Regions from separate parts of the Homo sapiens genome. Here region 2 is linked to region 1. Evidence: chromatin loops called from intact Hi-C (ENCODE). Cell type or tissue: endothelial cell of umbilical vein. All regions are shown on one strand.

Region 1 (2,500 bases):
CAACCTTCTGCCTAAGGAAAAAGGAGGTTCTCAAAATGTGGCACTACCATGTAAACACAGTATTTTACTTTCATAACATAAAATTATGTCTACCTGATCAACACCTACTGTCAAGAACAATTACTATTTGATTGAACTATTCATTGTTTAAAATGAAAAATATACAAATGTGTAAGTCATTAGTTTACTAATATATTTACCATAAGACTGAACATGACTAGTTAGAGCCTCATCAGCCAGACATGACGAAAGTAAAATACACTGAAAGTGAACCTAAAGGAAAAGAATTTCTCTCCTTCTTGTAAGTGTCTTTTTCTTAGAACTAGTTTATCCCAGCACTTTGGGAGGCCGAGGTAGGCGGATCACGATGTCAGGAGATCGAGACCATCCTGGCCAACACGATCCCCGTCTCTACTAAAAATACAAAAAAAAATTAGCTTGGCATGGTGGTGCGTGCCTGTAGTTCCAGCTACTTGGGAGGCTGAGGCAGAAGAATCGCTTGAACCCAGGAGGCAGAGATTGCAGTGAGTCGAGATCACACCACTGCACTCCAGACTGGCGACAGAGCAAGACTCCATCTCAAAAAAAAAAAAAAAAAAAATTGGAAATAAATGATAGCTTGAAAGGGGAGAGCTGCATAATGAAAATAAAGACCGGTATGGGTTTAATAATTTTTTTTTACTATGGTGAAATATATATAAAACTTTGCCATATGAGCTATTTTTAAGTATACAATTCAGTGGCATTAATTATATTAACTATGTCATGCAACCATCAATACTATCCACTTCCAAAACTTTTTCATCACCCCAAACAGTCCCTAGTAACCTTTAATCTACTTTCTGTCTCTATGAATTTGCCTATTCTACATATTTCATGTAAGTGGAACCATACAATATTTGTCCTTTTGTGTCTAACTTATTTCACTTAGGATAAAATTTTCAAGGTTCATCCATGTTGTAGCATGTACCAAAACTGGCTGAATCATTGTATGTGTATATATGTAAATGCCAAATTTTGTGTATCTATTTATCTGCTGATGGATACTTGGATTGTTTTTATCTTTTGACTTGTGAAAAATTCTGCTATAAACACTAGCACACAAATATCTCTCGATTCCTTGCTTTCAATGCTTTTAGGCATATACTTGGAGTGAAATTGCTGAGTCATACAGTAATTCTATGTTTAGCTTTTTGACAAACTGCCAAACTGTACTCCACAGCAGCTGCACCATTTTACATTCCCAGCAACAGTGCACAAAGTTTCCAATTTCTTTTTTTTTTTCAAATGCTCTCTCAGCAGAATCACTTGATTTCTTCTCATCCTTGCCAACAGTTATTTTCTTTTTTTTAAACTGTACCCATCTTGGTAGGAATAAAGTGGTAGCTCATTATGTTTGATTTCCATTTCCCTAATGCTGAATGACACTATCTTTTCATGTGCTTATCTTTTCATGTGCTTACCGGTCTTTTGTGTATCTTCCTTGGGAAAATGTCTATTCAAGTCCTTTGTCCATTTTTTATTTTTAATTTTATGAGACAGAGTCTCACTCTGTCACCCAGGCTGGAGTGCAGTTGCATGATCAAGCTCACTACAGCCATGATCTCCTGGGCTTAAGTGATCCTCCCACCTCAGCCTCCTACGTAGCTGAGACGACAGGCCAGTGCCACCACACCTGGCTGATTTTTAAAAAAATTATTTTAATAGAGACAAGGTCTTGCTATTTTGCTCAGGCTGGTCTCAAACTCTTGAGCTCAAGAAATCCTTCTGCCTCAGCCTCCCAAAGTGCTGGGATTACAGGTGTGAGCCACCATGCCCAGCCTGCTCTTTATTAATTAATTAATTAAATTTTTAACAGAGTTTCGCTCTTGTTGCCCAGGCTGGAGTGCAGTGGCACAATCTTGGCTCACTGCAACCTCTGCCTCCTGGGTTCAAGTGATTCTCCTGCCTCAGCCTCCAGAGTAGCTTGGATTACAGGCGCCTGCCACCATACCCAGCTAATTTTCCTATTTTTAGTAGAGATGGGTTTCACCATGTTGGCCAGACTGGATTTTTTTTTTTTTTTGAGATGGGGTCTTGCTCTGTTGCCCAGGCTGGAGTGCAGTGGCACGATCTCAGCTCACTGCAACCTCTGCCTCCTGGGTTCAAGCGATTCTCCTGCCTCAGCCTCCTGAGTAGCTGGGATTACAGGTGTGCACCACCACGCCTGGCTAATTTTTGTATTTTTTTTTTCAGTAGAGACAGAGTTTTATCATGTTGGCCAGACTGGTCTCAAACTCCTGACCTCAGATGATCTCTCTGCCTCAAACTCCCAAACTGCTTGGATTACAGGTGTGAGCCACAGGGCCCGGCCTCATTTTTAAATTCTGTTGTTTGTAGTTGTAGTTCTTGATATATTCTGGATACTAGAAACTTAATTGACATGTGATTTGCAAATATTTTCTCCCATTCCATAGGTTGTCTTTTTATTTTCTTGATGTTTTTGATTTACAAAAGTTTT
Region 2 (2,500 bases), 100 kb after region 1:
TCTTTTTTTTTTTTTTTTTGAGACAGGTCTTGCTGTGTCACCCAGCCTGTAATGCAGTGGCGCCAGCTCAGCTCACTGTGACCTTGACCTTCTGGGCTCAAGTGATCCTCCCACCTCAGCCTCCCAAGCAGCTGGGACCACAGGCCCACACCACAACACCTCACTAATTTTTGAATTTTTTTGTAGAGATGGGGTCTCTCACTATGTTGCCCAGGCTGGTCTTGAACTCCTGGGCTCAAGTGATCCTCTCTTGGCCTCCCAAAGTGCTGAGATTACAGGTGTGAGCCACTGCTCCTGATTAAAAAGTTCTATTTTCCATATACCTGCACTTGGAGGACACTGTGGGTGAGCATCTGTGCACGACCGGTTCCTCACTTGCCTTGCGCTAGTCCCAGCCCTGCTCTTCATTTGCTGCTTTCAGAGGGTATCTTTCAACATTTTCCTGAACTTGGGCCTTCTCTGAGGGAGATCCAGCAGTTTCTGAAATCACTAACTGCTAGTTTACAAAATCCTTTCGGGTCCCAGACATCCTCCCTATTTCTTAAGAATATTTTTGGCCGGGCACAGTAGTTCACGCCTGTAATTCCAGCACTTTGGGAGGCTGAGGTGGGTGGATCACCTGAGGTCAGGAGTTTGAGACCAGCCTGGCCAACATGGTGAAACCCTGTCTCTACTAAAAATACAAAAATCAGTCAGTGTGGTGGCACGTGCCAGTAATCCCAGCTACTCGGGAGGCTGGGGCAGGATAATCGCTTGAACCTGGAAGGCGGAGGTTGCAATGAGCCGAGACTGTGCCACTGCACTCCAGTCTGGGTGACAGAGTGAGCCTCCATCTAAAAAAAGGAAAAAGAAAAATGTTCAGGACTATTATAGCTGAGAAAAGTTTTCTTCATGTGTCCTTTAGACTTCTATGTTCACAGCCTTTCTTCATAACAGGCCCCTCCCTTTTCTCCCTCGCATCCTAATAAACCTCTATTCTACCCTCTGCCAAATTTGTATTAAAAGTCGCACATGAGCCCAGACGACATCTGATTCTCTGCAGCTAACAGAGGGCTGGCAACAGAAATCTCTCTTACATCCTGGCAATATGTAATATACTACCTTTCTCATCTAGTGATGAGAGTCCTTACGGGTCTAGTTTCTTCCTAAAGGATGCACCCTCTCTGAAACTAGACATCAACCTTATAACTTTGAATCATTCTCTAATTTGGCAAAAGCAGATCTTGCAAAATAATTTTATACGTTCTATTTTGAAAATGCCACCTAGTGGACAGAGCTAGTAAGGTTTTCATGATAACAACCAGTCATGGGATAATCACGAGAGTGAGCCCAGGGATTTAGCAAACCCTCCAGCTGGGTCCACTTCAGCACACAAACCAGCCAAATGGCCTGTGATGACTTTTCTTTTTCTTTCTTTCTTTCTTTCTTTCTTTCTTTCTTTCTTTCTTTCTTTCTTTCTTTCTTTCTTTCTTTCTTTTTCTTTCTTTCTTTTTTTTTTTTTGAAATGGAGTTTTGCTCTTGTTGCCCAGGCTGGAGTGCAATGGCACGATCTCGGCTCACTGCAACCTCTGCCTCCTGGGTTCAAGTGATTCTCCTGCTTCAGCCTCCAGAGTAGCTGGGATTACAGGCATGCACCACCACGCCCGGCTAATCTTGTATTTTTAGTATAGACAGGGTTTCTCCATGTTGGTCAGGCTGGTCTCGAACTCCCGACCTCAGGCGATCCACCTGCCTTGGCCTCCCAAAGTGCTGGGATTACAGGCATGAGCCACCGTGTCCTGCCCTGTGAAGACTTTTATCCTGTCTTTTCTGCTTCCCTCCAAATTAATCATGACATAATAATTCAAAAGAAAATATTGGGGGCAGGCACGGTGGCTCACACCTGTAATCCCAGCACTTTGGGAGGCTGAGGTGGGCGGATCACTTGAGGTCAGGAGTTCAAGACCAATCTGGCCAACATGGTGAAACCCCATCTCCACTAAAAATACAAAAATTAGCCGAGCATGATGGTTCATGCCTGTAATTTCAGCTACTCAGGAGGCTGAGGCAGGAGGATCACTTGAACCAGGGAGGAGGAGATTGCAGTGAGCCAAGATTGCGCCACTGCACTCCAGCCTGGGCAACAGAGCAAGACTCTGTCTGAAAAAAAAATACAAAAGAATTAACATCAAGAAGAAAATGTTGGTTGTTCCAATTCATGTTGTTATGACATCCAAGTTGCTAGCTATTGTAATGGCAAAATATTTGGGGAAAGTATATGGAACAAAGGTTCATGTGCTGGGCAATGATGGGAAGTTAGTAATTAGTATGTCCCCTCTCCAACTGCATAGAATAGTTTACACTCAGCAGGAAAATCGCTAAACTAAAATTCCAAACATAATATGAGAATTCAATAGGTACTTTATTGTTTGAAAAAAAACATATAAATCATGACTGTTTCTCCCCACCCCTAAGAGTAGTAATTTAAAACTCTGGAAATATTTTAAACAAAGATAGGAGG

What was found. A loop is a pair of places that touch in the nucleus more often than their neighbours do. Peaks named below come from ENCODE experiments on the same cell type or tissue, not always from the same donor. Only the 100,000 strongest peaks of a DNase experiment are listed, where the experiment ranks them.
Region 2: a loop joins it to region 1, with 4 times the contacts of the local background. A loop is called at or near these places in 3 of 110 quality-filtered maps.

The regions. Positions count from the first base shown.
Region 1 is chr17:60,468,744-60,471,243 of GRCh38, forward strand. The region is part of intron 4 of APPBP2 (amyloid beta precursor protein binding protein 2); the gene reads right to left. Among named protein-coding and RNA genes, the nearest start is that of CHCT1, 48 kb to the left of the region's middle. In endothelial cell of umbilical vein, no CTCF peak of the experiment used is centred here; a DNase peak (open chromatin) is centred at 1,198; H3K27ac peaks cover 1,734 bases.
Region 2 is chr17:60,568,673-60,571,172 of GRCh38, forward strand. All of the region lies in intron 2 of LINC01999 (long intergenic non-protein coding RNA 1999), which reads left to right. Among named protein-coding and RNA genes, the nearest start is that of LINC01999, 5.4 kb to the left of the region's middle. In endothelial cell of umbilical vein, a CTCF peak has its summit at 1,283 (motif pointing left); DNase peaks (open chromatin) are centred at 1,279 and 2,339; H3K27ac peaks cover 881 bases.